Regions from separate parts of the Mus musculus genome. Here region 1 is linked to region 2. Evidence: chromatin loops called from intact Hi-C (ENCODE). Cell type or tissue: left cerebral cortex. All regions are shown on one strand. Each heading gives the region's core, and the rest is flanking DNA. Links, peaks and the distances in the headings are about the cores only.

Region 1 (16,569 bases), core at 3,256-11,255, 120 kb before region 2:
GCAGTGGGCCTTGCTAGCTAGATAACTGCACTCAATCAGCACTTGGCAGATGATGCATAGCTGGGTTATCTTTAAAAATTCCAGAATACGGCTCTGCCTTGCTCAGTGTGACAAGAGGGTGACAAACATCAAGTGCTTTAGAGCAGACGATACCTGGCATGTGGATCTGGCTGTTATTTTTCAGGTAGGCCCCTCGTAAATAACCATAAAGAGACACCTTTCGGTCACACTTGACGTTTGTGCGGATAGCCTCAGGATTTGTCAAGTCTTCCATCCTAGGAAATAAAATACAGTCACATGGCAGGAAAGAACATAAAAAGTACGTATACTTCTCTTCATGTGTTGACAACTCCTGTTCACAGACTGAGAGCCTGTGCTCTCAGTGGTTCAACACTGGGCAGCAAGATCAAACCCAGAGCTTGATCTCAAACACCACAAAACCAAGCCTCGCTCCTTAAACACATCATTCAGAAAACTACAAAACCCAGAAACAAGGAAGCAAGGGCTGCACCACAGGACAGGCAGCCAAGCATGACTGCTTCCACCGGGCTCCGCAGATACGCGATGCACTCCACAAGGCACTTCTAAGGGAGACGACAGACACCCTCACTGGGTCAGGGAAAAGCAGAGCACAGGCTCAGAAACATTCTTTACTGGAAAGTTAAGATTGGTCTGCTGGCTGAGGCCTTTGGTGAGCTTGGATTCCTCTAAAGAATGGTACTATGGGGTAAGAAAGCTTGAAGAAAAACACAAAACAGGTGCTGGGTGACTAGAGCCCTGGGCACAAGGACACCATCGCAGATGCCCCAAAATCTTTCCTTTTTCTATTATCTGCATTTTTTGTGTTGTTAAGGAAAAAAAAAAGTCAGATAGCAGTGACAATGCCTTTAATCCCGAGGCAGAGGCAGAGGCAGATGCAGGAGGCAGGAGGCAGAGGCAGGCGGGTCCCTGAGTTCAAGGTCAGCCTGGTCTATAGAGCAAGTTCAAGGACAGCCAGGGCCACACAGAGAAACCCGGTCTCAAAAAAAAAAAAAAAAAAAGCCAAACAAAACAATAAAGATGAGGAAAAAGAAAACAAAAGGACAATGTTGGAACTCAGCCCTCTATGCATTGATCTGTACTCCAAACACTGCAAACATTCCATAATTATCCACTCCAAAGCATCGCACCTTCCGGTGATGCAGGCAATAGGTACTATCACTGACCTTTCTTAAATCTTAAAATTTGAGTTAAAAAGAAACAGACCAGGAAGAAAGAAATTCACACTAGTATTTTACCTGTCTGCCAAGATGTAAGGATGAGAAGTCTGCCATGTGAGAGGCCTAAACTTCATAACTGTAATAAACCGGCCCAGGTTGTGAATCTCTTGGTTCTGATACTCTCCATGCACCATTCCAGAAAGGTAGAATAGCTTGGCGCCCTAAACAGAAAAAAAGAAAGAATGAATGTCAATTAAACCTATGTCAATAGCATAGAAAGCAAGGTCAATGGAAGTTACTGTTTGGTGTTTTCAAAGCTGGCTGCCTTCTTCAGCATGTGTCACGTGAAGGCCTCACAAAGCAAACTCCTCTCAATTAAGCACTGGCATATGTGGAGAAGGCACGGAGATTCCTGAGCAGAGAAAGGATTTTGTGACCAACAGGCCACAGCGGTACAAAAAGGAGAAGTGGTAGGTCCTGGTCCTTAGCTAGCAGAGACTTCTGAAGCACTGCATCAAACCATGACCAACAGAGTGCACTGTCTCATGTGTATGCACAGAAGCAAACTCGATACACCAAGAGGACCTGACAAAGACCATGTGGAGGGAACAGGCCAAGGGCTACAAACACATGCATACAGGAACACCCTAGAGCTGTTATGAATAGCTCTTCACTCTGGCTACTTTAAAGGACTAAAACTGATAGGATCCAATAATAATTTTCCTCCTACCGGGTAGACTTCTGTCCAGAATCTGTGCTTTAAACGCTTCTTTGTCTTCTTAAGTTGCTTGTTATGCTTGAAGGAGTCCAAATGGGTGAGAACTCCCATAATTTTAGGAAAGCCATGTACTTGACAGATGTTTAGAAACTCAAATGTCTCCATCTCAAACCCAAAGCTGGCATCTATAAGCATTAGCACCTAAAAACAGAACACAATTTCTCAATGAAGCCATGAAAATACTTCCCCCCAGACCAAGAGTCAGCAAATTATGGCCCATGGTCACATCAAGCCACTCACTTGTTTTCTTAAATATTCAAAAGAATGTCACAAAAGATATCTCCATTAACATTCATATCCTCAAATTTACAAAATTATTAGTATTTCAGTCATTTTAAAAACACAAGGCTTATTCTACATTGTACTAAGAGTAACACTTGAGTAACTCCCAAATTTAAATATATATATATTTAAAAATCAGTATAGGTTGATGTGGTCAGAGAGAGATGGCTGAACAGTTAGAGCATTTGTTTTTACAGAAGACCCAGGTTCAATTCCCAGCACCCACATGGCAGTTCACAAACATCTGTAACTCCAGTTCTAGGGGATGCAACACCCTCTTGTCACCTCTGCAGGCACCAGATGTGCAAAGGGTGCACAGAGTCACATGCAAGCAAACCATTCATATACATAAAATAAAATAAAATAAAATAATCTTAAACACACACACAAACACACAGTTCTGTTATCCTTAAGGGTCAGCTTTAAAAAAAAAAAAAGTAGTGAAAACCACCAGTTCAAAAGCCCCTCAGGCTCTGTGTGTTTCCTGTAATTAGTACTGTATAGGTTTTCTATTGCTAAACCCTGACCATAGCATAACCAGTAAGACTGGGAATCCTATGGAATGTACAGTTGCCAGAGAGACGTGGGGAAATCACCAACCATCTTCCCAGCTGTGACCCCAGCTACCATGTTGGCCTGCCAGGCAAGTCATGTTCACACTCAGATGGCCACTGTGCGGGTAATCAACTGCTGTTTGACTGGATCTGAGGCCAGTTCTATAGAACTCAGGCCTAGCACTGTAAACCTGGTTGAGAGCCTGTGGCTGGAGAGGTCACAGGCTCTCGAGGAGAATCTACTGCTGGTGTTTTGTTAAAAGGACACAGTGTCAGACTGCCCTCTAAGTAGTTATATTTATGGGAGACAGAGACATGGAGTATTCTGAGTTTGGGGTTAGCCTGGTATATATAACAGGTTATAGGCCAGCACTCAGGGCTCACAGTTAGACCCTGTGTCAGGAATCAAAAATGAAACAAAACAAAATACAAACAAACAAACAAACAAGAAAATTGATTAGTCTGACTCTTATCCTTTTTCAGAGATCCTTTTTGCAAGTGGTGGCAGTTAATAATTCATGGCTGGTCAAACAACTGTAGAATGCATGCCCTAAACAGGACATCAGTGTTACTGTACCTCCTTCTCCACAGCTCAGGAGTACTGCAGAAGACAGGGTGAAAGGATAAAAAGCCACAAGTTGGGGAAGAGTGTACTCAAAAACTCACTGTGACCTGGACAAGACTGAGACCATCAGCATTCCTTCATGTACTATGGGAAGTTACTGGATGCTGGGAAGAGGAGCCAGGGTTCCAGTAAAGAACCTGACTCACATAAGCAGTCATAATTAAGCACAGTGAGTCAAATAAATCCTTAACTAAGTAGCTATAAAGTCATCAGCTAAGGTGGGTGGCAGACACCTTTGCTCCGGCACTCAGGAGGCAGAGGCAGGTGGATCCCTGAGTTTGAGACCAGTTTAGTCTACATAATGAGCTTCAGGACAGTCAGGGCCATACAGAGATGCCCTGTCTTAAAAAACAAAACAAAATAAAACAAAACAAAAACTCAAAAAGGCATCAAAGGGGTCTCGTTGGGAGGATTTCAGTAGGAGAGGGGGAGTTACGGGATAATGGAGGATAAAAACCACCCAATTCTGTATACAAACGTGGGAAGCATTCAAACAGTGAGACAACGAAGATCCTACAAAACGAAAACTTATGCTCAAAAAGAAAAGGGAATGGCGATTCCCGCTCAATCCTAGCACCTGTCTTAATCCCAGCACTCAGGAGGCAGAGGCAGGTGGATCTCTGCGTTTGAGAACAGCCTGGTCTACAGAGTAGTTCCAGGACAGCTAGGACTACAGCGAAATCATGTCTCAAAACAAAACAAGAAAGAAATAGGAAGGGTTCATCCCAAAACAATGACCTTAACTGTTAGGAGCCTCAATTTCATTATACGTAAAGTGCACATAATACCTGAAGGAGCACATTAGTGGTTATGTGAACTAAATTGACAGAAAGCCGTTAGCATAGTATCTAGGAAGCATTCAAGAAATGGCAGGCATTGTGCAAGCAAGTATATGTGTGCGTGCATGTGTGCACTGACAATCTTGTCTTATACATGTATATGTGTATGTATGTATCGATATAATCCTGTCTTGTACATATGTGTGCATGTGTGTATCATATACTAATATTGTCCAATATTTTCTCACCCTATGCATTTCTTTAGGTTTGAGAATGTGTTCATGCACATTCCATTTTTTTGACAGTATCAATGGTTGCCATAATTTCAACCACTTCTATCCTATCTTTCCTGAATAATCACAAGTATTTCCTTGCAAATGAGATAAATAACCCATCACATTGTCACACTCTCCATTGGGAACCCAGGTCACCCTATTGACTTACCAGATCTGCTACTTTAGCTAGATCAATCATTACATTGATGTCACACCCACACTCAATAATTGTAAGTCTGCGCTTTTTACCTGTAAGTACAAGGATGAAACTTTTACATTTTAAAAAAACTTGAGAATACCCTATCCATTAACTTTATAATGTTCTTGTTTTTAACTGTAAAATACCACATACCTTTACAGTACAACTCTAGACAGTTTATAACTAATGCCCATGATCCTGCTGAGCTACAGGCCACTCTCTTTATCTCCATCAAAATCTCTACACTCTCAATACAGCTAAAACCATCAAACCTAACCTAGCAGCATGTCCACGGGACAGGCATATGCTCCTGTACTATTACTATAAACACAGTGATCAAGGATGTCCCAAAGATAAAGAAATGTCCTACTCCATCACTTCTTTAACAAGGCACTTCAGTTCCTAACATTACCATTTGGAGAATTTACTTCATCTTCTCTCACTGAAGCACCCAAAATCTAATCCCAGCACTCTGGAGCCAGACTGGAGGTCAGCCTGGTCTATATACCAAGTTCCAGGAGAACCAGAGCTACATAGAGAGACCCTGCTTCAAATACAAAAACAAACAAAAGTGCACAAATTATCGCAGAGTAGCTTTGAGAAGGAAAGTGATGTGTGGGGTATATGGGAGCTCACTTATTGTTAAATGAATGGGCTCACAGTAACAAGACCCAGTCCTAGGCCTTTCCACGAAGCACACTTGGCAAAGCAGACCAAGCAGTCAGACTGAGGAGGTGCACATCAGCATTGTATGTCTGAGAAGTTACCTTCTGAGTTACAGGCAAGTCAGTAAAAGCAACCATGTGGTAATCGGATGTAACAACATCGGTGTTATATATTCTGTTTGACCAAACAGCAATCCCTTGGCACAGCAGTCTATGGAGGCACTCCCTACCTGACACAATTGTCACAGGGCCTCTGATCTCACTCAATTTCTGTCTGGTAAAATTCCGAATCAGGCATCGTATCAAAGTGCTCTTTCCAACTTTTGGAGGTCCCATCACCACTACCACTATTGGTGGGGGCTCCAGTGGAGTTCTGTCAACCACTGGAATGTGATGCTTTTTCGTCTTTAAGTCCTGAGTCCTATGTGTTTACAAAAATAAAACAAAACAAAGTTTACTTCCAAAACACAAAAGATCTTTTAAAAGTCCAGATGGTATAGAGACCAGATAATACATGGATCCAATTAACTTTATTTTAACCGGTTAACTTCTAACCCCCTCCTCACCCAAAAGTTATTCTTCAGTAAAGATAAAACAGATGACTAAAAAATAAAGTTAATAATCAAACACATCATGACACTGACTTGGCTTTAATGTTTAAGAGAATTAAGGGGAACCATAGTGACGAGATGTTATAAAACAAGTCAGGTGTAGGAGACAGGGTAAATGTTCTATCAACTGGCTATTGAACTTGTGCTCTGAATCTGTTTTCTTATCCACAGATGAGAATAATTCCTAACTTCTTAATGCTGTTGAAAGAATTCAATTAGGTAACATTTAAAGAAAACTGCTGGCTATATATTATTATCTCCCTAAATACAGTTATTTTAGTATTTTACATTAAAAGTATTGGGGGGGAACCACCAACACTTTAACTGCCATGGAGATATGCAAAGTTTAGGAGATTTTTTTGTGTGTGATCTAAATTGTGTAAATTCTTCTTCTTGGACAAGAAAGAAAGAAGGACAGAAAGAAAGAAAACAAAGAAAAAAGTGGGGAAAGGCAAAGGGCAGGTGTTAGAGGGAAAATGTTTCTTTGACAGAGCTCTGACATTTTAGGAAAAGCCATACGGCATGCCTACTATGGCATGCCTACGTCCTTCAGACCTGAGTTAAGACTCACAAGGCAAATGCCATCTGGGAGAGGCTCCCAGTACTTAAGGGAAGACCCACTAACCCCAGGTAAACACACCTGTGAAAGGACCTCGCCATCCGCACAGCTGACTGCACTGCGAAAGCTTTGGGGTTTCTCTTCCGGGCATCCTCTTCATCTCCAAGCTGTAGGTCTTGCAGGTGCCGTTTCTTTTTCTTCTCAGCTTTAGGCCCACTGTGCTTCTTCCTATGTTTCTTGTGGTCCTTGGTCTCCATGGTGGCTATTTATCTACTACAAATAAGTCTTACCTACACGGAACAGGGAGGACGGTGGTGGTAATCAATTATAATCAGGGTAACACAGGAGGGCAGTAATTTAATTTACTTAAGTGCTGATGTATTTGTTCATTGAATGGAGGTAGAAAATGTTTAGCCAGTATCTTCAAATTCACGTCCCTTTCTTACGCCATAAAGTATAAGAGTTAGCAGCACCAACACTATCCTTCTTATGTTTTATGTTGAAGCCATTTCGACAGTGCTCATTTTTTGTAATGACAGAAATACATCCTACCTGCTGTTCTCAGTACAGAAGCCTTGTGAACTACACGTGGTTACAGAGAATTTCAAGCGTACCTTCGGAAACTGAAAACTATCTTAAGTTTAAATTAATTTTAAACTTAGTCGCACGTGACTAGTGCCTACTATTCTAGGTAGCTTAGGCTGAAGTGTCCTTTTAACTTAAAACGAAAACAAACATACAAGTTTAAGACATCCGAACAGTGCTGAGCAGACTCGCCTCTCAGCTCCTGGAGGAAGCACATTTTCCCCTCCCGGTGATCTATTTTTGCTGGGAGAAGAACACGCAGCCGAGCTGGGCAGGAGCCCTCCCTGCTCGAGTGACCCGCTCCCCATCCAGCACTGCACGAACCCACGCCCTCCACACTCCCGGGAGCACCTCTCCGGCGGCCGAGAAACTTGCCTTCCAGCCCAGACGCAGCCTGGGAGCAGCCTGTCGGGAGGTCGAGGACCGACCGAACCGGGAAGCCGACGGGGCTCGCGAAAGCACTCGGACTCACGGCAGCAACCGCTCCAGCCCGCAAGCACGACGCCGGAAGCGGAAACTGTCCTTCTGCTTGTACCCGTCGGAGGGAAACGAGCAAAGAAGAGGGGAAAAAAAGGAACCCGTGGACGGACGACTTTCAGGGGAAAGCCGGAAGTAAGCTCTGGGTTGGCTGAGGGTTGCGCAAGCGCACTTTCAGATTTCGCACGGACTGCCCTCTCCTTCGGGTCCCAGCCACTCTGAGAGTCGGGCTCTCAGCCAGCGCGACCTGGCTTCAGAGGATCCGCGCGGCGCTGGGCCCTGGCCCGCTTATTTGAGTAGCAGAGGAACGCTGGAAGGACGCCCGAGTCATCGCCAGTCCCAACTTGAAAGCTGTGAATTCCGCCGCCCCATCCGCTAGGCTACCGCTCCCTGTCACCGCTGCCAGAGCTGTCCTCACGGGTTTTCAGCGCTCTGCTGCCCTCTTGTGCCAGGACCGACGGGCTGAGGGCAGGGTGCTCCTCTGTGCTCCTGGAGAGGGCGTTTTCTTCAGAAAACGTCTTAGCTTGCCATTTTGTGTGCATGTGTGGCTATGTGTGTCGTGTGTCTTGTGTCTCTGTGCTCAGCCTTGCATCCCCAGGACTCAGTCCAGTCCTGGGGAATAGCCCTCAAACCCCCAGTCCCGGTTATTTGCTACAGTTATGCTGGACTCAAAACTGAGCTCATCTCAAGGAGAATAAGAAGTAGGGTTTTTTCCTTGCGCCAAATAAGAGTGACTGCGGCCTGGGAATACGGATTCAGGTTCCCACAAAATAGCATGTTCATGCAAAACACAGCTCTCACCTCAATGAGCCAAGAACATGGGTTCAGTTGCCTCAAAGTCTCCCATTTTGTACCTTTTAATAGCACACCAACACAAAACAGCTCTAAAGGTTCATATGGAAATTATGAAACAAAATCAAAGGTTTAGCAAATGATAGTTTGTGAGGTTGGCCCTCCTATTTCTCTCTCCCCATCCTTTGACTATCATTCCAGTGACCATCATTCTAGCCTTTCTGCACATTCCAGAGCAACGCCCCAATTTCTGCAGGAAGTAGTTATAGAAAAGACTACATTGCCCTTTATCATCAACAAAAGGATTGGAATGTAAGATCGCAAACTGAGGACAAATGGCTGACAGAGGTGTCTATTGAACAAGTCAAACAGCCCTCAGTCCCAACCTGTGACAGGGTCATCCTGCCTGGCAACTATCCCCCTAGCTGAACCACCAAATGAGGCCTATGAGAAATTTCTCATACAGTCCAACGCTGGAAGAACTCAGGGCAGACACCATAGTGCTTGCTAACTCACTCATTAGGCTTATGCTTGCCTTATTTTCTTACATAGCACAGTATCACTTGCCCAGGGAATGGTGGTACCCATAGTGGGCCTGGCTATCCTAAATCAATTAATAATCAAGTCCAGCCCTCCAGTCATACCTATAAGCCAATCAGATTTATGCAATTCCTTAACTGAGACTTTCTTATTGGACCATCATATGACTCTGGACTGTGTCAAGTTGACATTGAGAGGTAACTAGACAACTAGTCAGTTAGTTTTCTTAAGGCACTAAACACTAAGGACATTTTTCATAGGCATACTAAAGAGATTTTAGCATGTTTGTTTCATTATCCCCAAATGGTTGCTTAGAACGCAATGGCTAAGATATGGAGCTGCAGAACATTCTGTTACAAAGTAGATGCCCAAAGATGCTGGGAGTTAGTGGACGGGGGTTGGGTGAGAGACATGGCCTTTGACATAGGGAATGGGATCCACTTTAATTCTGAGACACTGGAGTTAAGGTGCCTGAAGGCGTGTGGTGTGAATGTTGACATTTGAGTATGCTGGGGCTTGGTGTGCATGACAAATGTGGTATCTCTCTGGGGGTAAGCTCTCGTGAGTCCTGAAATATTAGAAAATGTGTTCTATGTAATCCTCAATAAATAAAAAAACTTTTGAGTGAACAGTTTGTATCTCTAGTTAAATAGACAAGTCACATTTATGACACTAGATAAGGCCATTTTGTTCACTGATACTATTTTGTGGTGGGGGAGAGGTTCAAGCCAGAGTTTCTCTGTATAGCCCTGGCTGCTTGAAATTTGCTCTGTAGAAATTTGCTCTTTGAACTCAGAGATTTGTCTGCCCCTGCCTCCTGATGTCACCAGGAAGTGAAAGGAAGCTGAATCCTGTGTTGGAGGAGATTAAGTTGAATTAAGGGAGTAGCAACCTTGGGGCAAGATCCCACTCAGCTAAATTTAGGTCCAGACATGATAGTACAACCCTTTAATCCCAGGAGGCAAAGACAAGCAGATCTCTAAGTTCAAGGCCAGCCTAGAACACAGCAAGTTCTAGGTGAAGAAAAGCTTAAGTCCAGGCATGGTGATACATACCTTTAATCCCAGTGCTTAGGAGACAGGCATGCAGATCTCTGAGTTCAAAGTCAGTCTACAGAGCAAGTTCCAGGACAGACAAGATTAGGCAGTAAAGGAGTTGGAAAACAGAAAGCTGGTGATAATGTAGTAGAACAAGGGACTATGGTCCAGCCCCAGAAAGCAGCAGAACTTGGGAGCTTTGCCCACATAGCTCTGGCATTAGAGTCCAGAATAGAAGGGACGATTGGGACAATTGATGCCGAGTAGCTGGAGCTAAGAAATTAGTGGTAACTAAGAAGAAACCAACATCACTGAGGTGAAATCTTCTGGGAAATTTTTTTCTGACAGCACAAAGAAGCTGTGTTCCAGATATAACCAAGTTTATACCTTGTGCTGCAGCTGGACATGGTAATGTGTAAGAGTCTCCCAGTTGGTACTGGTTTTGAAGGTATGAAGGGGTCATAAAGAGCAGCTGAGGCCTGGCACTGTAAGAGACCATGGAATATAGTTGATGGCCTAGGACTGAAGAGATCATGTAAAGGATTTGAGGCTTGGCACCGTGAAGAGAGCTTTTAAGAGACTATTGGTGAAGCCTAGTTGCAGCAGAAGACACCAGTGTACTAGAGATGCCAAGACCATGGATGATTACCAAGAACAGCAGCAGCAATGGAGTGGTGTCAACCAGAGCCTACAATGCTACAGAGGGGAGAGCTGGAGATTTGACCCAAGCCCTTTGGAAGAGACCACAAGATCGTGTGTAGATCCCAGATATTGGAACAAGAAGCTGTGAATTTGAAGTTGCCTTTGAGATCCGAAGATGTTTGAGATGCCAGAGCCATGGGATACCTGCCAAGGAAAGCTGCAAAGAGGGAGTGGAACCACCCCAGCCCTGGAGAAAGAAGTGTGTTGAGTTCTACATAGATGAAAAAGAAGTGGAAATCTGAAGACCACTTTGACATCAGACATGGAGATATTTGGAGTTTGCCCAGCTGGTTTCCTGTCTTGCTTTGGGGATTACAGTTAAGTAACTGGATGAATGTCAGAAGAGACTTTGAACTTTGGACTTTTAACATTATTGAGGCTGTGATAGACTATGGGGGCTGAGTTCTACATAGATGAAAAAGAAGTGGAAATCTGAAGACCACTTTGACATCAGACATGGAGATATTTGGAGTTTGCCCAGCTGGTTTCCTGTCTTGCTTTGGGGATTACAGTTAAGTAACTGGATGAATGTCAGAAGAGACTTTGAACTTTGGACTTTTAACATTATTGAGGCTGTGATGGACTATGGGGGCTTTGGAAGTTGGTCTAAATGTACTTTGCATTATGCTATGTTTAGGTATGGCCCCCATAGACTCATGCATTTGAACAAGCCTATTGGGGCCAGGGAGTGGAATGTAATGGCTTGTATATTTGTGGCTCAGAGAGTGGCATTATTAGGAGGTGTGGCCTTGTTGGAGTAGGTGTGTCACTGTAGGTGTGGGCTTTAATATCCTAGTTCTAGCTGCCTGGAAGCCAGTATTCTGCTAGCAGCCTTCAGATGAAGATATAGAACTCTTAGCTCTTCCCATACCATGCCTGCCCAGATGCTGCCATGCTTCTGCCTTGGTGATAATGGACTGAACCTCTGAACCTGTAAGCCAGCCTCAATTAAATGTTGCTCTTTTTAAGAGTTGCCTTGGTCATGGTGTCAGTTCACAGCAGTAAAACCCAAAGACAGGGTTATAATTTCAAATCTTCTACTATATGTATTTAATTTGGGGTACATGTGGAAACCAGGAATCTACTAATGGGCCATTGTAGGGACTACATGCTCAGTGTAGAGGGATAATCAATGTATTAATTAATTTTCTATTAGTGTGCTAAAATAAACAGGACTAGAGGCAACTTAAAAAGAGTGTAGAGGCATGGTGGCACACGCCTTTAATCCCAGCACTTGGGAGGCAGAGGCAGGCGGATTTCTGAGTTCGAGGCCAGCCTGGTCTACAGAGTGAGTTCCAGGACAGCCAGGCTATACAGAGAAACCCTGTCTCGAAAAACCAAAAAAAAAAAAAAAAAAACAAAACAAAAAAAAACCAACAACAACAACAAAACAAAACAAACAAAAAAAGAGTGTAAATTGGTTTACACTTTAGGACTAGTATCCCTAATAACAGGGAAATTATTCAGGTAGAAATGGTAAACTGAAAGGTCACATCTTTTGCACACAGGAAATATAGACCCAGAAGTGGTATTTGACTATAAATTATCAAATGTGACTATAAATTATTAGTGAGATGCTTCCTCTGGCAAGGCTCCACATCATAAAGGTTCCAGAATTCCTAGGCAAATGGAGTTCTATTCAGAAAGTCCCTCCCTACACCAACATCATCTACCTAAGTTAACTTCTAGTGGTTTCACATGTCAGGTTTCATACCAAGATCTCTGACTCATTTGTAGTGAAATTTTGTGGAAAGTAATATATATGGGTTTAACTTCATTCTTCAGTCTGTGGATATCAAGTTTTTTGAAGATTCTGTTTTTTCTCCAGTGTATGTTTTTGTTATCCTTGACAAGTGCCAGATGTCTGTAGTTATGTGAACTTATGTCTGTGTTTTGTTCCGTTGGCTTATTATGTTTATTTTGTGACATTACTATAACTTTTATTACTATAGTTTTGTACTGTCTCTTGAAATCTGGGGTGGTAATCCTTCTGACATTGTTCTTTTGCTCAGGATTTCTTTGGCTGTTTAGGGTCTTTTGTGCTTCTATAGGAATTTCAGGATTTCATTTCCTCGAATTTTTGAAGAATGCTGTGGGAAATCTGATTGGGATTCTACTGAATCTGTAAATGGCTTTTAGTAGAGTGGTCTTTTTCACAATATTCATTCTACCAACGCATAGACATGGGGAGCTTTTTCTTTTCTGGTGGTGTTCTCAGTCTCTTTCGTTGGCTTCTCATTACAAAGGTCCTTTGCCTCCTTGGTTAGGTTTGTGTAATGGTGAATAGTTAATCCACTTTGAGTTCCTGATGAGTCGTATGTGCTCTGCTCCCACCAAAGAGCTTGGATTCATGAAACAACACACACACACACACACACACACATACACACACACACACACATTTATATTTTGAGATGCCTTGACTACCTTAAGGGCAGGGCACTTCCAAATTCTTCCCGCGGCTAACATACACTGCCCTCGGATGTTCTTGGATTAATACTTGCTAAATCTGTATTTTTATCTCTGCTGCCCAAGACCCAATCGGGGGAGTAGCCCCTGGGGCCACTTTCTCGGATTCTTACATGTTGCAGGCTCCTTCATGGCACACGGTCCCACCTACGTCCCTTACAGGGTGGAATCCTTCTTCTCCCTCTGTCTGTCTTGCCTGGGAATCCTAAAAGTCTCATCTCTATCATCCTGCCCAGCTTTTGGCTGTTGGCTCTTCATTGATCAATCAAATACCAATTGGAGACAGGGACCCTCAGTATCTGGATACGTGTGATTTGGGAACCAAATTAAGACAAAGCGTTAGAACCAATCTCCATCACCAATCTCCAAGGTTTGTTAGGTACTTTATTTTCTTTGAAGATGTGAATAGGAGTGTGCCCATGCATGCTCTCTCTTTCTCTCTCTCTCTCTCTCTCTCTCTCTCTCTCTCTCTCTCTCACTCTCTCTCTTTCTCTGTTGTTGGTATATAGTAAGGCTATTGATTTTTGTTGATTGCAATCCAACAATTTGGTAAAATTTTTAAAAGGTTTCTAGAGGAATTTTTGGGAACTCTTCCATACATCATATCATCTGTGCACAGGGAGTACACTTTGATTTCACTTTTCATACCTGGATGTCTTTAGTTTCCTTCTCTTATGCTGCTGATATTTAAGGAAATTGCTTTCCATTTCCCCACACTTAGGATGATTTTGTACACATAGCTTGTTGAGGTATGTTCATTCTAGTACTACTCTCTAGGATGTTTATCATGAAGACATGTTGGGTTTTATCAAAGGCTTTTTTCTGTATCTACTGAGATGACCATGTAATTTTGTAAGTTCATTTATTTATTACATTTATTGACATGTATGTAGACCACCCCTGTATTCTGGGATCAATCTAAGTTGATCTTCTTGTCCTATACCTGTATTGTTTGAAAATATTTCATTGAAGGTTTTTGAATTCATGTTCTTCCAGGTTTTCCTTTGGGTTGTGTCTCTTCCTAGTTTGAGTATTAGAGTAATATAGCTTCACAGAAGGAATTTGGGTGTGGGCGTGGCATCCTTCTATTTCTGCTCTTTTGTATAATGTAGTTAAGTAACAGCTATAGATCTTCCAAGAAATCCAGTAGAATTCTACCGTGAAACCATCTAGGCCTGCAATTCTTTCAGCAGAGGCCTTTCATCACTGTTTCAGTCTCGTGTGTTATGGGTCAGCTGGGGTTCTTCATCATTTCTTGGTTTAACTTTGGGGTTTTGGATGAACCTAGAAATGTATCCATTTCTTTCAGATGTTCCAAATTAATGGAGTACACGTTTTCATAGTATTTTCTTATAATACAATAAATTTTCTTTGGAGTCTGGTGTAATGTTTTAACATCCTTGTTTCTGGACCACATTACTAAAGAAAGTAATCATTAAAATCTTTTTATTTGAGGGATTCTGTTTTCCACCAGAAAGGACTATGGTTTTAAAAAGCATCCTCCTAGTCGTGCATTGGTGGCGCACACCTTTAATCCCAGCACTCAGGAGGCAGAGGCAGGTGGATTTCTGAGTTCGAGGCCAGCCTGGTCTACAGAGTGAGTGCCAGGAGACAGCCAGGGCTACACAGAGAAACCCTGTCTCGAAAAAAACCAAACCAAACAAACAAACAAACAAAAACCAAAACCAAAACCAAAAAAAAAAAAATCCTCCCCTGCATGCAACAGTTAAACGAAATTTTTCCCACAAACCACAGAATATCAGCACTTGGAAAAGTTATCTCTGGTATTAGCTGGAATGCCTTTAGCTCCAAGTACCAAACAGTCCTGGTAATAAACAAGAAACAGGTATTGTTGAAAATAATATGAAGTCCCAGAAGTCTACAAAAAGTATTTGCAAAGGACTAAACAGGTCTGTGACATCATCTCTGGCTCAGCTGTCATTTCAGCTGGCACTGTCGTCTTCAAGCCACTGCCCATCCAGACCACAAACTATGTCAGCATAGTGTCTATAAATGCATACAAAAAGGCCTCATCTCTTTTTGTGTCCCTTTTGACTTCTCATCTTTTCATGTTATGACAACTTCATCATTGAGAACAATTCCAGTATTGCATAGCATTCTCCAACCTAAGCAAAACCGCTGGAATGGAGTGTCCATGACTGGCTTTGACTAATCTGGATTTATTCCCCAAACCATCCTGTAAGGAGGAAAACTCAGCCCAGCAAAGGTGATTAGCATCTCTTAAGCTACTGATCAGTTGTTTCCAGGAGGTACTGGAAATAGAACAAAGGAAGGAGAGAGATCTCTAATTGTAAATACAATATATAATTACTGAGGTACACATGACCACACTTACATGTAACCATGCCTAAATAGAAACACAATGAAATTCCAAGGGTATAATATGAACATTTTATTATATACTACCATCTTTAAATTTGTAGAGTGTAGCATTACCATTGACAACTCGAGTTAAGTCATGTAAATATCACTTTTATTAACAGCATCTATATGATTGACATAGAGGTAGCTAAGAAAAACTCTCAGAAATATACTGTTTCATTTCCTCACCAAATGGGTAGTTTGGTAATAATGGCCATACTTATTCATGGTCCAAAATAGTGAAAAGTCTGTGATAATATATGTGTGTGTGAGAGAGAGGGGAAGGGGGGGGGGGGAGAGAGAGAGAGAGAGAGAGAGAGAGAGAGAGAGAGAGAGAGAGAGAGAGAGAGAGAGAGAATATAATAATGTTACTTGAAGCATATACTGACCAAGCTATCGAGACTGGTAGTATTTAGAACTGGATAGTTCTGAGGTAATTAAAAGGCTCAGTAAACCATCTTTGGCTTCTTTACTATAGAGGCAATTTGACAATGATGGCCAGAGCCATTTATTTATTTTAGGAAATACAAAGAGGGGCAGTTTATATTTTAAATCTACCACATAGTTTATATACACACGGCTTCTCTGAGAAAATCAAGCTCTGACACATGCTTTATCAGTTCCTACAGTATAAACGTCCTAAGGGCAAGCTACCAACATGAGCGGAGCAATGGCGTGTGTGTGTGTGTGTGTGTGTGTGTGTGTGTGTGTGTGTGTGTGTGTGTGCACGCACACATGGGAGGTAACTGAAGGAGATATACAATAGTGAACCACTCTACAGCACTCTCAGCATGGAGACCGATGGTACACAGCCAAGACAGCAGTGAGATACAGCAGAGTGTTAGGAATGACAAGTGTTGTTTATTTCCTTTGCTCTCAGTATAATTGAGCTGCAATTTCATGTAATATTAGACAATTGAGCCACAAAAATCCTGACATTTTAACAATCATCAGCACTTTTAAATGGTGTGAGCTGCCTTTGTGACAACACCATTTGTGTACAGGTACATGCATACAGGTATATTTACATATTCACACATCTAGATCACATTCACAAAT
Region 2 (16,569 bases), core at 3,464-11,463:
TCGTTTTGCTCCTGTATTGGACAGGTCAATTTTTAAAAACCATCTGCATATAAAGATTTTTATTTTCCTTGGGAACCAGTACTTGAGTTCCTACTAAATGCCAGGCTTTGGAGTCAAAAGCATTTAAAGAATGGCGCGAAGGACGGCTTTCCTAAGGGTAAACCACCAGGTTAGCCAGATAAAGGGCGGAAAAGGATCATTAGTTCAAGAAAGGCAGCAGTGTAAGAGCGGTGCCAAACGGGACGGTAAGAAAAGGACATTACCAGCAATGTAGTAATGTCAGAATCATGAGAGAGAAACAGAAGGAAGAGTTAAAGATTGAGAGCTGGGCAGAAGTCGGCCTGTGAGGTTTTGCAGGTAACTGTGTGGCCCTAACATTAGGGTGCTTTATGATCCCATCTGCACTGGTGGCAGAGTGCCAAGTGCCCTAGGGTGGTGGGAGCAGTGGGTGCTAAGTGTGAGGGCCAGGGGAACTGAAGTCAATGAATCAGTAGAGGACAGCAGCAGAATAAAGGGGACAGAGGGACTGTTTCTAGAAAAATTTAGGACACGGCATTATCTGGGCCTAGGATAGAACAAAATTTCATTTAACAAAGAAATGTACAAATTTGAGTTCTGAAATACTAGTCTTTTCATTGCAAAAAGTATCAAGTATCATGCAAAAAGAAACTACCCAATTCGTTAGCTGTGCTCACTTTGTAGTTTGGCCTCACATCTTCCTATGTTGAAGGAATTCATTCATTTACAATGCTAACAAAATATGTGAAAATGATATCTCCAGTATTATAAAGATAGGCAGAAGTATTCTAGAGTTGAAAGTTCTTTGTTCTGTTTTCTGTCTTCTATGAGTCACACAAGCCATGCAGAATATAATTTTCTAATGGAAAAGATACATTCAATATTCATCATCCCATGTCCTCCTGGGGACAGCTTTGCAAGTTCTGTGCATGGCACCTGAGTTTTTGACCCTGACTATGCTATGAACTCATTTTTATTATCACGTTAACACAATCTTTGATGAGTCTTAGACAAGGTCAAATCAGGATTACAATCTGAAATATCTGAGTATAACGTTTTCACTTCTTAGGACATAAACGATACAAATATAATGTGCACAAAGTTTTCCTTGAAGAAGCCCCATATCCTCCTCTGCCTCACAAGCTCGACACCATGGGTTACTCTACTGCCACGCCACCTCCCGTAGGATCTGCGTGACAAGTTCCACAGACTGAGGCGATTGACCTCAAAATGGGGAGGCCTCCTGGAACCGGTTGTGGAACTCTTTGCCGGAGAAAAAATATTGAGCCGTAGTTCTCAGGGCAGTCTATCTGTTTTGTTTTCTCTTATTCCTTTTCTTATTTACATGTTCCTGGGAACCTAGGCCAAGATCTTAAGTGAGAATAATGGGTAAGAAACCATCCTTAGAGATGGGGTCACTAACATGACCTTATCCCCAGGGAAACCAACGCTTTACTTTCTAAATCATTTACAAAACTATGATGATAGATGAAAACTTCCCAACAATAAAATTTCATATGTCTACATGTGTGTCATCAGAGGTAGGTTTTAGTATATGGTAAAGAAAGCCTTAATTAGAAAGAATTAAAATAATTTAAATTTATGCATTGAAGATTTATTTTAAAAAAGCAGGCACTAGATGTTAAATAATAATTGACCACAGGGCTGGAGAGTTAGTTCAGCAATTAAGAACACTGACTGTTAAAGATTTATTAACCTGCTCCTGGAAATATGCCACTAGCCTTGGATGATAGCCCCCACTGAATACATCCTTTTAGAATTGTTATATTTTGATGATTTATAATGATGTTACCTGTTCTGTTTGTGATTCACTGACTACATAGTTTCAGAGTTGTAATGCTTGGATGATTTTTGTGCTTTATTGTGCCAAGTGATTTTTGTTGGTATTTGTGATTGTTTCACTGGATATAGTTTCTAAGAGATATAATGTTTGTTTTTTAAAAAATGTATAAAATCCCCTGCTTGAGAGCTGCAGAATACACTCAGATTCAAACTGCCTCTGTGTTTGTTTCTGTTTGTCACTGCTGGATCCTTACCCACCTAGCTTCAAAGACTCTCATTCCAGGGACCCCCATACCCGACTGGGGTGGTCTGTGGAACTCTATGTCACCTATCCCTTTTCCTATTCATTCAGAGATGTTCAATTATTTATCCTCTTTTCATCTATTAGTACTACTTGTTTGATGCACACCAAGTATTTTCAGAGTTCCCCTTTTAAGACAAGGATAAACATCACAAATTTAAGAATAAATGATTTCCAAAGTGATTTCCTGTCTCCCATGTAAAAACAGAATGAGTCTTGTTCCACATAAAATCAAAGAGTGGATAAACAGGAGACAGGAAATACAAACACAACAAATATTTGTTTCTTTTTTCTTTTCTAAGCAGAGTGGCCAGAGTTAAGCTTTTTTGAGATAAAAGGGAAAATATGATGAAACTGTAAGAACCATTTCTCCACTAAAGTCCTCTAGTCTTTTGACATTGTGGTGGTTTGAATATGCTTTGCCCTTAGGGAGTGGTTCTGTTAGGGGGTGTGGCCTTGTTGAAGGAAGTGTGTCACTGTGGGGGTGGGCTTTGTAGCCCCACCCAGTCCAGAAGAGTGACAGACACTGACAATTATGGGGACACGAGAAAAGAAAGAAGCCACTACAGTATGTGGTTACATGGCCAGCCAGCTGAGCAGCAGAGGCAAGCCTAGGTACCACTTGCTTTGGAGTCATGCTCCTCAACCTGTAGGTCACAACCCCTTTGGGGGCTGAATGACCTATTCATGGGAGCTGCATCTCAGACATCCTGCATATCAGACAGTTACAGTACGATTCATAACAGTAGCAATGAAAGAATTTTATGGTTGGGGTCACTACAACCTAAAAACTGTATTAAAGGGCTGTGTTAAAGAACTGTATTAAAGCATTAGGAAGGTTGGGAACCACAGCTTTAGAGACTTCTGTCTTCTCAGCTGTAAACCTGGTAGAGGTCTCACCAGAAGTCCTATTTACACTAAAAGATATAACCCCCTTGCATGGCCCTCGTTTACCTTATCAGAGCATTTTCGCTTGCAGTTCGGAACCAGATAGGGAATATTAGTCACTGACTCCAAGTAGAGAGAGCAGTGGTAATCGCCTGCTAAGAACAGGTGTTAATTGATAAATGTCTGTGGCTCTAGGTAGAGAGCACAACAGATAGATGCTATAACAGGATGGCTGCTCTAGGCAGAGAGCTTAACAATTAAAAACCATCTGCTTCCTATAGGCAGATATTAGTGGAAGTTTGAATTAACTGCTTTAAAGATGGTATAAAGATATATTGCTCTAGTAAGTCTTATAAGATACTCATATTCTATTTAATGTAGGTTCCACGGGAATTTTTGAATTTTGAATTTTTCATTCAAGGGACCCAGAGTCAATTTATAATCTCATTTATCAAAACAAGAGGAAAATATAAGAAAAAAAATCAAAGTTTCTAAACAACCCTTTGAGATGTAACTTGAGAGCCACCAAAGCGATATGGCTAATGATCCCACACTCAGTCAGGTCCTCCTTAGAAGCTCACACCCACTCGTGGGCATATCCTCTTTCCCACATGTCTCTCTTAGCTCCTCTGCTTAGGAGCCACAGCTCAATGAAACGTCATACGCATGTTCAGATGGGCTTTTATTCATTTGAGTGTCTTCCTCTCTACTTTTAGCAAAAACCTCAACTTTGTTTCATCCTGGCTAGTCTGAACATTCTTTCCTATGTCGAATCCACAAATCCAGAGACTGACTTAGTTGAAGCCCCTAAACAATTCGGGTAACTCCTGGCTTCCAAAGGAGACAGTGTGGTACCTACCAATGACAGGTACCAATAACAATGCTGTTTTATTTACTTCAAATCTTTCTAATAAAATAGGGAGTAAAAAATGTTTAGGAACCATAAGACCGAGCATTTCCAATGTGCAACGCGCCTTCCCCTAGAGTACCCCACAATTTACCTGACTTGAAAGTCTGTGCATCCGTCATTCCCACTGTCTCCGTTTTGTTCAGAACAGGAGCCCTCCTTTCGATGGTAGGCTGGATGGATTTGAAAACAATATTTAACAAATGTGTACTCCATATAACATGTAGTAAAAACTCATGAAAAACATTACTATACCTCCATGATTGCATATTTCCTGGGGGCCTCTGAAAAGCAAAAGGAAAATGTATAATTTATTATATATAAATATGGTAAGCCAACCATCGATTTATGCAGTTACTATGGCACTGAACCCTCATGACACATTTGAAAATGATCAGTTCTGCTATCCCCCTCTGCTAAGGCCACCCATGTATCAGAAATCTATTCAATGAAAAACAAGAGAGTAAGTTTGACAAAACATGCAGTTAGGACTCAAAGCGAGGCGTGTCCAGTGACCGTGACTAAAACAGAAACATGTGTTTTCACCAAAGTGAGCATGCTGATGAACAGACAGAAACATGATCGTTAGTTAGAGCGACAAGTCATGACTGTGAAGATCCACTGCAGAGACGATGGTAAAAGCGTGTCTTTAATGCAGCACCCCAGAATGGTTTTTCACATTATACTACAAGCATTCATCATGGTTTTCAGTTTGCCCTATAATTTGCAAAGCAGAAAGATAAGAAAGTTCAGTGGAATGCACAATTCATTTCCTGCCAGAGAAGATTTTAAAAATCAATTAGATTTAGACATATACTTGTAGAATAATAGTTAATAAAAATACCATTTTTTTCCATACCCATGTGGGCTACCGGAAGGCCTACATTTCTTGACTCCTCTAGTTTAGCCATTTTAAAGCTTCTTGATCCACTCATGCAAGAAGGTATATAAGTCACATCTAAGAAATAACGCACATGTTTTAGACTGAGTCATCAGATACTAGAACCAGAGATATTAATACACTTTTATTTCAAGATTGGTTTAATATTTATTTAAAATACTTAAGAAATGAACCATAATGCTTTGCTTTAAAATCAGTTTGGTTTAGCTGTTAACTATGTTAGTCTTTAATAGATTTTCATGAAACAACAACTTCTTAAAAAAAAAAAATCAGTTATCTCAAAAGACAGCAACACAACAATAACAATAATAATATAATCTAAGTAACATATTAATGAGAGTCTCAGGTGCCTGTTAGTTGTTCAGATGACATCTGTGAGTAAATCAAATTCTAACTCTGTTTCCAAATTCCAGTAACACCTCGAAGCAGCAAGAGTCTAGCCTGAGTTCCTTAGCATCCCCACCCCCACCCCGGGTCAGCTCCCACAGCGCCCGGCTGCTTCCCTCCTTTCCACAAAAGTTACTCTTCTCTTCTAGTGACCTCCAGACCTTCACATGCATGGCTTTCATCTTACATGTTTTCTACTGATTATTCCAGTACCTTCCTTCCTCTGTATTATAATTCTGAATTATAATCCCTATTTCCCCTTTCTTTTGAACTTTCTAACTAGAAGCATGACCAGTCTGTATTTATAACTGCCACATATTCAAAACACAATATTCACGGATCCTATGTCTCCTATACAACTTCTTGGGTTTCACTTAGAATATAACTAGAAATGTTTTCTAATTATGTAAAAACAGTAAGACTGAAAGAACAGTCAGAAAGAAGAGGGGATGTAAAGGTTAGAAAATTTGTTTTGGGTTAACTGTTAAAGGAAAAAGAAACGCTTTTGAATATGAAAAGGCTTTGTGTGGTAAACTAGGAGGCCTAAAGGAAAGGATTTTTTGAAAAGGAAAACAGGTGATAAGCAATTGGAAGGCTAAAGATTGTCCTGAAGAGTTTTGAAAAGGTAAACCTTCAAGCATGTGCTGGGTGTAAGGTAGCTATAATGAAAGGTTATTAAGAATTCCTCATGTCAGGGCTGGAGAGAGGGCTCAGCAGTTTAAAGTACTGGCTGTTCTTCCAGAAGGCCTGGGTTCAATTCCCAGCACCCACACGGCAGCTCACAACTGTCTCTAACTCTAGTTCCAGGGATCTCACATCCTCACATGAAGTCAAAACTTCAATGCACATAAAATTAAAGATTCCCAAGGTCAAAACCCAGTCTGTTGATCCAACATGGCACCATGGTCACAATAGCCATTCTGCCAGTCTAGGAGCGCGGAAGCTCTTCCATCCACAGCATCTGCCTGGATTCCCTTCTCAGGGTCCTGACATTCCCACTAGAAGGGTCTCTCCTTTTTTAGTTAGGTATATTCCATGCACACTTAACTCCTCTAAGCTATTGTAAGTGTTTTTTATTTTTAATTTCTTTCTCTGAGAGTATACTGTTATGATACATATGAAGGCTACTTTACCAACTGTTCAAACAGGGGGCTAATATTGAGAATTTACAAAGAAATGCAGAAGTTGCATACCAAAGAAGCAAAACTACAAAACGACCAACGGGCTAATGAAATGGACAGCTTTCAAAAGAAGAAACACAAATGGTCAAGAACTATTTTTAAAAGTCTTGAATATTCCTGGTCATCTTGGAAACACAAATTAAAACTACATTGAGATACCACTTCACCCTATTAGAATAGCTGTCATCCAGAAACTGATAGAGGATTCAAACTGGATTCAAACTGGCCAGAAAAAAAATAAAGAATAAAAATAAATCATTTAAAATACTATGAACTTCAAAGCAGTTGGCAGAGTATGAATGACTCTGGTACAAGAGGAGAATACAGTGTAGCTGCTCAGAGTGTGATATAGATATACTTAAATATTGTTAAAAATGCCCATTTCCAGGCTGGAGAGTTGGCTCAGTAGCTAAGAAGAGCACTTCCAGAGGTCCTGAGTTCAATTCCAATCAACCACATGGTGGCTCACAACCATCTTCACTGGTACCTGATGCCCTCTTCTGGTGTGCAGGTGTACATGCAGATAGAGCACTCATACATAAAATAAATATTTTTAAAATGCTCATTTCCTTTACTGCAGCCTTTACTTTTTAAGGCCATGCTCTGTTTTTTATTTCTTTGACTTTAGGGATAATATTCCTATTATACTTGTATGTCACATGGATATGTTTTGTAAGGTAATAGAGGGAAAATTAATTAGAAAATCAAACTCAGATCATAACGGCTGGCAGACCTGATAGGATCTAGGGTTTCTTCTTCTCTATGGCTCCTCCCACCATCCTCCTGAAGATGCTTTGCTGCTATGCACAAACTATGAAGCCATTCTTACCTTCTATCTGTCCATGTGCTCTCCTTTTTCCCGTTTGATCTGCAGTCCCAGAGAAGTGACCTACGTCTTTCAGTGACACACTCTCGGAGATACTCTGTTGGAGCAGAGATCAAAACGAGTTACACAGAGATTTCTTAATCATTTTCTAAGATGATGCTTCAGTTTCTTGTTTAAACACTGCTAGAAAAATAAGAAGTCTATACTGAAAAGAAACATGTCAATAAAGAAGACTGCATGTGTTTCCTCTAGATTAAACCCACCTTCACTCTTCATCTGGTTACCAGCTATGAAGGCAAGCGTGGAAGGTCAGAGGAGGGTATTCATAAAGAATTAACGTGTTTTCATGCTTCGGCAAGCAGCGAAGCTTAGAACACTTAGCACTGCTCCTCATTCTTCATGCAATGTAAGAAGATGACTAAAAAAACAGGTATCTTAAGAAATTCTTGTAAGTTCACCTGCTTCAATACAGCATGAAACCCTTCAAATATGTCCAATGACAGAAATGTATAAAGTAAGAAACGTCAGAGCGTGTCACAAGGATTACACAGAAGGCACTGTAGACGTTGCTAGCTTCAGGTTTCCATCTGCGGCCAGAGCTGACCCTATGCCTCAGCTCTCTGTACCCAAATCCTGCTGGGAGAGAGCTGGTCTCCCAGGAGTGCTGACACACCTGAGAGCACAGGTAAAACCACCACTTCTGCTCAAATACCTTGCCCAAGAGGGATTCACCTGGAGCCCCCAGGACACAGGAACCAAGGAACAGCCGGGGACAGGATGCTTCCGGTTTCCATTTCTGTCCTGGAGCTGACCCTGTGCCACAGCTCTCCATACCTGAATTCTGCCCAGAGAGAGCTGGTCACCCAAGATTGCTGACACACAGGCTTACAGGAGGGACAAGCCACAGTCAGAGACAGCAAGACCAGCTAACACCACAGATAACCAGATGGCAAAAGGCAAGGGCAAGAACATAAGCAACAGAAATAAGGCTACTTGGCATCATCAGAACCCAGTTCTCCCACCACAGCAAGCCCTAGATACCCCAACACACCAGAAAAGCAAGACTCTGATTTAAAATCACATCTCATGATGATAGAGGACTTTAAGAAGGACATAAATAACTCCCTTAAAGAAATACAGGAGAACACATGTAAACAGATAGAAGCCTTTAAAGAGAAAAATACAAAAATCCCTTTTTTTACAGGAAAACACAACCAAACAGGTGAAGGAATTGAACAAAACCATCCAGGATCTAAAAATGGAAATAGAAATAATAAAGAAATCACAAAGGGAGACAACCCTGGAGATAGAAAACCTAGGAAAGAGATCAGGAGTCAAAGATGCAAGCATCACCCACCAAAAGAATACAAGAGATAGAAGAGAAAATCTCAGGTGCAGAAGATACCATAGAAAACATTGACACAACAGTCAAAGAAAATGCAAAACAAAAAAGCCAACCCAAAACATCCAGGAAACCCAGGACACAAACCTACGGATAATAGGAGTAGATGAGAATTGGGATTTTCAACTTAAAGGGCCAGCAAATATTTTCAACAAAATTATAGAAAAAAACTTCCCTAACCTAAAGAAAGATATGCCCATAAACATTCAAGAAACCTTCAGAACTCCAAATAGACTGGACCAGAAAGAAATTCCTCCTGCACATAATAGTCAAAACACGAAATGCACAAAACAAAGAAAGAATATTAAAAGCGGTAAGGGGAAAAGGTCAAGTAACATATAAAGGCAGGCCTATCAGAATTACACCAGACTTCTCACCAGAGACTATGAAAGCCAGAAGACCCTGGGCAGATGTTATATAGACCCTAAGAGAACACAAATGCCAGCCCAGACTACTATAAGCAGCAAAATTCTCAATTACCATAGGTGGAGAAACCAAGATATTCCATGATAAAACCAAATTTACACAATTATCTCTTCACAAATCCAACCCGACAAAGGATAATAGATGGAAAATGCCAACACAAGGAGGGAAATTACACCCTAGAAAAAGCAAGAAAGTAATTTCCTTTTAACAAACCCAAAAGAAGATAACCACACAAACATAAAAATAACATCAATAATAACAGGGAGCAACAATCACTATTCCTTAATATCTCTTAACATCAATGGACTCAATTCCCTAATAAAAAGACATAGACTAACAGACTGAATACATAAACAGAACCCAGCATTTTGCTGCATACAGGAAACACATCTCAGTGTCAAAGACAGGCACTACCTCAGAGTAAAAGGCTGGAAAACAATTTTCCAAGCAAATGGTCCCAAGAAACAAGTTGGAGTATACAAAGAACTGAAGAAGTCAGACTCCAGAGAATCAAGCAACCTTATCAAAAAATGGGGAACAGAGCTAAACAAAGAATTCTCAACTGAGGAAATTTGAATGACTGAGAAGCACCTAAAGAAATGTTCAACATCTGTAGTCATCAGGGAAATGCAAATCAAAACAACCCTGAGATTCTACCTCACACCAGTCAGAATGGTTCAGGTGACAGCAGATGCTGGCAAGGATCTGGTGAAAGAGGAACACTCCTCCATTGCTGGTGAGAATGCAAGCTGGTACAACCACTCTGGAAATCAGTCTGGCGGTTCCTCACAAAACTGGACATAGTACTACCGGAAGATCTTGGGCATATACTCACAAGATGCTCCAAGATGCAATAAGGATACATGCTCCACTATGTTCATAGCAGCCATATTTATAACAGCCAGAAGCTGGAAAGAACCCAGATGTCCCTCAACAGAGGAATGGATACAGAAAATGTGGTATATTTACACAATGGAGAACTACTCAGCTATTAAAAATAATGACTTCATGAAATTAGCAGGCAAATGGATGGATCTAGAAACTATCATCCTGAGTGAGGTAACTCAGTCACAAAAAAACACACATGGTATGTGGGTATTAGGCAAAGAGGGTGGAATACCCACAATACAACACATGGACTGGACCACATGAAGCTTAAGAGGAAGGAAGACCAAAGAGTGGATGCTTCAGTCCTACTTAGAAGGGTGAACAATATAGTCAAGGGAAATAGAGGGTGGGAGGGACTTAGGAGGAAAAGTGGAGGAGGGGAAGAGGGGCAGAATCAGGTATGGGAGGAGATAGAGGAGATACAGAGGGTCATGAAATTGAACAGAGGTGTATAGCAATGGGGGATGGGGAACTGAGAGTAGCAACCAGAAAGTCCCAGATGCCAGGAAAGCCAGAGCCTCACAGGACCCCACTGGGATGATATTATCTGAAATACCTAACGAAGGGGAGGGAGAACCTGTTGAGACCAAATCCAGAGGTTAGGCATGCCCCCCTGGTTGAGGGATGGGGCCACCCACCCATCTTCAAAATTTTAACCAAGAATTGCTCCTAAAGGAAGGGCTATCCAGAGACTGTCCCACCTGGGGATCCATCCCACATGTAGACACCAAACCCTGACACTATTGCCGATACCAAGAAGTACTTGCTGACAGGAGCCTGATACAGCTGTCTCCAGAAAGGTTCTGCCAGTGCCTGACCAATACAGATGTGGATGCTTGCTTTAAGCCATCGGACTGAGCACAGGGACCCCAATAGAGGAATTAGAGGAAGGACTGAAGAGGCTGAAGGGGGCTTATCTGGCATCAATTGGAGGGGAGGCCCTTGGTCCTGTGAAGCCTTGATGCCCCAGTGTAGAGGAATGCTAGCGTGGTGAGGCAGGAGTGGGTAGATGGGTGAGGGAGCACCTACACAGAAGCAGGGTAAGGGAGATGGGATAGGGGGTTTGCAGAGGAGAAAATGGGAAAGGGGAGAACATTTGAAATGCAAACAAATAAGATATCCAATTTAAAAAAGTTGCTATATTTAGGTAAAACCAAGGCTTGGAAAAATCTAAGTAATTTTGTGTGAAACTTTTACAGCCAGCAAAAATTGGTTGACTAGAACGATAAAGAACCTGTTTTCTGTTTGTATAAATAAAAGCCCACAAACATCAAAGGCAGAATGTGATCCCTTCCAATCAAAAAGAACTTCCAAAATATGTAGTAAGCTTGAACAAGAGAGAACATAAAAATGCCTAAGTGTTTACAATGCGCCAAGGAATTATTTTGTATAGACTATACATATATAAATGAATATTCAACTTCATGCTTTGTCTTTGGACATTTAGAGCAAAGTGATAAACAAACTCGGTTCACCATTTCTTGGAATGTTCTCAACTCCCATGGGCTGGCTGCTGCTCTCCTCCTTTAGTTGGGAGTTTGAATGTCATCCTCAGACAGAGCCCTAATAATGCCACCTCAACTCCACCTGAAACCCAGACTCCCTCCTGTTTCCTTTAGCTGATGCAGTGAGACTGACTGACAGCTGTGTGGTCTTCTGTTCTATCGCTACACTAACACTGAGCCTCCTCCACTTGTCATACCGAGTGTCTAGCTGCTTCAGCTATAGCGGTAACTCAGTCACAGTTTACTCAGGGCAAAGCATTTAAGGCCTCTTGGGAAAGACCTCATGCACAGAATCGCTGTATCTTCCGGGTTACCTCAATGGGTAATTTCTTGAGACTTCCAGAATGAAGATCTGAGTGGCCCTGCACCTTTCCATCCTTTCCTTGACACTACGTCTCTTTGGTTCATTTCAAGGAGCAGTAGGATTGTGCTGCCATATGGGTGCTGCCACATGAGTGGAGGAATGTCACTCCTCACAGGATGTGTTATCTTCTCACCTCATTGGTTCGTCTCATGTCTTTATGGCAAACACAGTCTCTGACACTCAAATAGGTTAACTTCCTCCAAATTCTATAAATATTAAATGTCAGAACCAAGGATGGCCATGTCTTTTGACTGTGAAGTTCCAGTATGCACGGCTGCTGCACTTCCAAGCCGCCCCCAACTCTTTCTATGGTGGTGTCATTAAAATGGGTCGTTATGGACAGACGGACAGTACACTGGTACTAAACGCACTTCACGTCTGAAGACAATTTAAATCTATTACAGCAGAATTAGGTTAAAACAAATTTAACCAAAATCACTACAGCTACAAAGTTACACTGATTCTTTTCTTTCTCCCTTGTGGTTTTATACTTTACAACCGAGGTTGAATGACACCCCAAGTCCCACCTGTTTCAGGTCTCAAGGGTAAAAACTCAGTTTACCCTTTCCCTCAGAATCCCATTGGACGTGCACACACCCACATCTATCACAGAATCTTTCAGGTCACAGGTTGACGGACTTTTTAATTTGCACTTAAATTTAATCCAAAGTGGTTCCTCTGCCTTCTACATCTCTGACTGAAGCATACAGATGAGCAGGGTTGGGGTTCGAGCAGTCCTTGGTTTAGAAGTATTATTTATGGATTGAAGATGCGAGGAAACAGCCCCTCAAAGGCACGTGCAGGTGAGAACGTGAGTAGCTGCAGTTATGCATTGTCCGTACCTCAGAATCCCAAGGCGAGTGTTCATCTTCGTCTTCTCCTAATCCTAATGCAGACATCATTTCTATAAAACACAGTTGCATACATATTCATTAAAACACGTAGTCCTGAATTTTAAACTCATGTGTGTTTATCTATATCCACAAAGTTAGAATAAAGATGACAGCTTTTGGTGGTTAAGCAGCTTCACACGGAATTGGTATAGCAAGGAAGAGCAAGAGAGGGCTGGAGAGATGGCTCAGCGGTTAAGAGCACTGGCTGTTCTATCCAGAGGTCCTGAGTTCAATTCCCAGCAACCACATGGTGGCTCGCAACCATCTATAATGGGATCCAATGTTCTCTTCTGGTGTGGCTGAAGACAGCTACAGTGTGCTCATATAAATAAAATAAATAAATTAAAAAAAAAGAAGAGCAAAAGGAAGAGTAGTTAGAAGAAACAGATGCTGGCTTTGGTGCTCAACCCTTCAGTGCTTTTTAACAGTAAGCATGGAAATGTTTGGAAGTAGTCACTAACTCACCACTTTTATTACTTTTGTGCCAACCATCAGCACGGGTTAAATTGTCATGATTTGGTTGCTCCTGTGAAGCGCTCTCAATAACATCAGTACCGTTTTCTTCTCCTTCAATTGCTAGCTCGGTTGCTCCTTCCTATCGGGGAGAAAACAGAAACTTCACTCACCCTGCAGCTCACAGGGTGCTTGCTATTCACTGTTTGGTGAAAATGAGTAAGACAGGCTGCAGTGAGTAAGCGAAAGGTCCATGCCCTCTGTCTGAGGTAGACAAAGGACCAGGAAGGCAGACATGAAGAATGTATTCAGAGGACAACATGGGGCTGGAAGACGGCTCGGCAGTTAGGGGCACTTGCTGTCTTCAGAGGACACAACTGTAATTCTCAGTACACCCACAGAAGCTCAGATTCACATGCAATTCCAGTTCCAGGGCATCGGACACCTCTGGCCTACACAACATGCAGCAAAGAGAGAAATTTGACCAGTATTTTCAGGGAAAGAGAAAGGAGCCCCCAAAACAATCAACAGGCATGCCCGACTTTTAAAGATAAAAGAATGTGCTCACCACAGGGTCAGGTGACTGACGGGATGGGGAGAGGGTCTGGACTCTGACTGATGGCGCAGGCTCAACCTCAATGGCATCTTCACTTTCACTAGGGGAATCACTGTCATCAAACCGGGCTCCATTGTCTAGCTCCTCAAAGCCACATTTTGTTTCTATTATGAAAAAAAAAAAAAAAAAGAACACATGGAAATACTTACTTTTAAATGAATGACCAGCACAAGAAAAGGCCATCTTTAAATTTAAATGACTTACGGTTTTTCCTAGACTGCTGAGCAGCTGTCCACAACTCTGTCAAATTAATTTTGGGGACATTCTAGAAAAACAAAAATAATTTTGAAAATAACATGATAATAAAGTAAATATAGTATTCACTCTTACCATCTGATCTAACAGCAAGAGTATGTTTCTGAATCCTTAAGGTAGATTCAAATATTAATTGTGCCATTTACTAGTCTACATACTCCAACTACACGAGGATTATGGGATAGGACTATCAAAATTTTACTCTCCTTACACCTAATTATTACACAAATTTTATGATATCCTTTAGTGTATGATTTAAATGAAATAACCTAGAACAAAAATGTATTCACAATTTAGAGTACTTCTGAAAACACTAGCATTTAAAGAAATTGAAAATACTTTGAATGTATCATCGTGACCTATATTTGCATGACTGCATCTAAAGGAGAAGCTATGAGGGCTTACTTTCTGTAGTTCATGGTTTAAAATCCAAACAGTGTAAGTGATTCTACCCTGTGTGCCAAAAGTAACATGCAAATTATTATACACATTTAGCTCTTTCTAACCAAGAGGAGGGAAAAAGAATAAATCTTGTGCGGCAAAGCCACACGCAGGGACTGAAGAGAAGCATGGCTAAACATGCCAACCATGGAGAAAAGGGCACCGATAGAAGACACCGCAGACAGCTGTCACATGTCCGCGTACGGAGGCAGGGAACGTATGAATGAGTTTTAAATGAAGAAGAAAGGAGGAAAGCCCGGCCTAGTTAGGGTTACTACTACTGCGATGTAACACCATGACCAAAGAGACTTGGGAGGAAAGGGTCTACATCACTGTTTACCAAGTCAGGACAGGAACCCAAGCAGGGCAGGAACCTGGAGGCTGGAGCTGATGCAGAGGCCATGGAGGGTGCTGCTTACTGGCTTGCTCCCCATGGCTTGCTCAGCCTGCTTTCTTATAGGACCCAGGACTACCAACCCAGGGATGGCCCCACCTACAATGAGCTGGACCACCCCCATGATTAAGAAAATGCCCTAGAGCCTGATCATATGGAGGCATTTTCTCAATTGAGGTTCCTTCCTCTCAGACAATCCTAGCTTGTATCAAGTCAAAATAAAACCAGCCAGCATAACATGAGAACCTTGACTCACAGTACAACCCTAATAATGATTTGTAGTTACATTTTAAAGACATTACTGTAATGAAAAGTTAATTCTGTACTGTAAGTACATAGCGCTCAGTCACGTTTAGCTACCATCACCTGAGAGATGTAACATCACTACTAGATAAAGATGACACTGGGAAACGCAATGCTCCATTAATTTCCTACTTGGAGATGATTTGCTAATTAGAATTCTATGGATAATATACAGATTCAAAAATATATTAACTAATGCAATAAGGCAAAGATATTTTAGTCTCATCATGATCCAACGCCACAGTTTCAGACAGCAGTTATGAGCTGCATCGCCCTCCTTTCACGACACTTCTCTGTTTTTGCTTTTTGTTATTTTTGTCTTTTTAACATGATTATTTCCTCAGTGTCATGCAAGTTTACATCTAAACATCACAAGGTGAGCATGTTTTTAAGAATTCAATAGACTTTATGATTTTATATGTGACATTTCCTCAATGTAAGGCACACTTGAGTTTACTATACAAGGAATATAAAGTGAGCCACAGTCCTAGGAATTCAAGAGACTTTGTTCAGGACAGAGCATCCACTCTTCGGGTCTACAGATGTAACAGTCCTGAGGGAATGACATGGGGCATGGACTGCAATAAACTTGCATAAATTAAATTTGCATATTTCTACAGCTTCTGATGGTATGGTAATTTACATGCAGATCAAGGATAGGAGTAGAGAAAAGTTCACCTAAAGACTAAGAGGAGTCCAAGGAAAAAGATGAAGAGAAACTGCATGCTGTGTGTTGACACTCTTGAAACTAAGTCACCATGGAGAGTCAATGGTTTACTGTACTAACTGGGCCCATCAGAGATTTAATTTGGGTATAATAGTCAGACATATAATTTACAAGTCATAACAAGGCATATTTATTAAAGTAATTCTTGATCCAATCTCCTGTTTTGTGTACTGTAGGACGTTTTTCTTGATGGAGATTTCTTTTCCAGCTCACTCACTTTCCCATTCCCAGCCTCCACCTTCTGAAGGAACAATCAGTCTTTGATATTCATCAAAATAAAAAAATTATTTAACAAGTCATTGTTCTAAAAAAATGTTTCTCCGATCAATATTCCTCATAAAACAATGATAGATCATCACTAAATTTTCAGAGCAAACACTCAGCAAAACATTACTTCCACAAAACTGCATTTTACCTTGTTGTCAAAGTTATAGTCCTCCTCATCTGATGTCGGCCAGGAATCAGCAGGGCCAGGTGTGTTATAAGACCTTTGAGCAACAGCCAACAAAAACTGTAAGACGAACTCTTTCATTTATTTACTTTTTGTTTGCTTATTTATATGAGTGCTCTATTTTCATGTATGGTTGCATGACAGAAGAGGACATCAGATCCCCATTACAGATGATTGTGAGCCACCATGTAGATGCTAGGAATTGAACTCAAGACCTCTGGAAGAGCAGCCAGTGCTCT

Evidence for each region. A loop is a pair of places that touch in the nucleus more often than their neighbours do. Peaks named below come from ENCODE experiments on the same cell type or tissue, not always from the same donor. Only the 100,000 strongest peaks of a DNase experiment are listed, where the experiment ranks them.
Region 1: a loop joins it to region 2, with 2.2 times the contacts of the local background. A loop is called at or near these places in 2 of 42 quality-filtered maps.

The regions. Positions count from the first base shown.
Region 1 is chr6:118,411,802-118,428,370 of GRCm38, forward strand. Bms1 (BMS1, ribosome biogenesis factor) reads right to left here and starts at 7,616. Exons shown (of 23, transcript NM_194339.1): 1 at 7,487-7,616; 2 at 6,608-6,816; 3 at 5,587-5,777; 4 at 4,662-4,741; 5 at 1,930-2,118; 6 at 1,278-1,420; 7 at 154-275. The coding sequence starts at 6,783. Zfp248 (zinc finger protein 248) reads right to left here. Exons shown (of 6, transcript NM_028335.2): 6 at 15,518-16,569. In left cerebral cortex, for the core only: a CTCF peak has its summit at 8,043 (motif pointing left); DNase peaks (open chromatin) are centred at 7,742 and 7,975; H3K4me3 peaks cover 1,788 bases; H3K27ac peaks cover 1,586 bases.
Region 2 is chr6:118,535,675-118,552,243 of GRCm38, forward strand. It overlaps Ankrd26 (ankyrin repeat domain 26), which reads right to left. Exons shown (of 34, transcript NM_001081112.2): 7 at 16,295-16,367; 8 at 13,964-14,024; 9 at 13,712-13,863; 10 at 13,156-13,285; 11 at 12,640-12,701; 12 at 7,216-7,309; 13 at 4,777-4,875; 14 at 4,173-4,201; 15 at 4,012-4,090. Among named protein-coding and RNA genes, the nearest start is that of Ankrd26, 18 kb to the right of the region's middle. In left cerebral cortex, for the core only: a CTCF peak has its summit at 6,903 (motif pointing left); no DNase peak of the experiment used is centred there.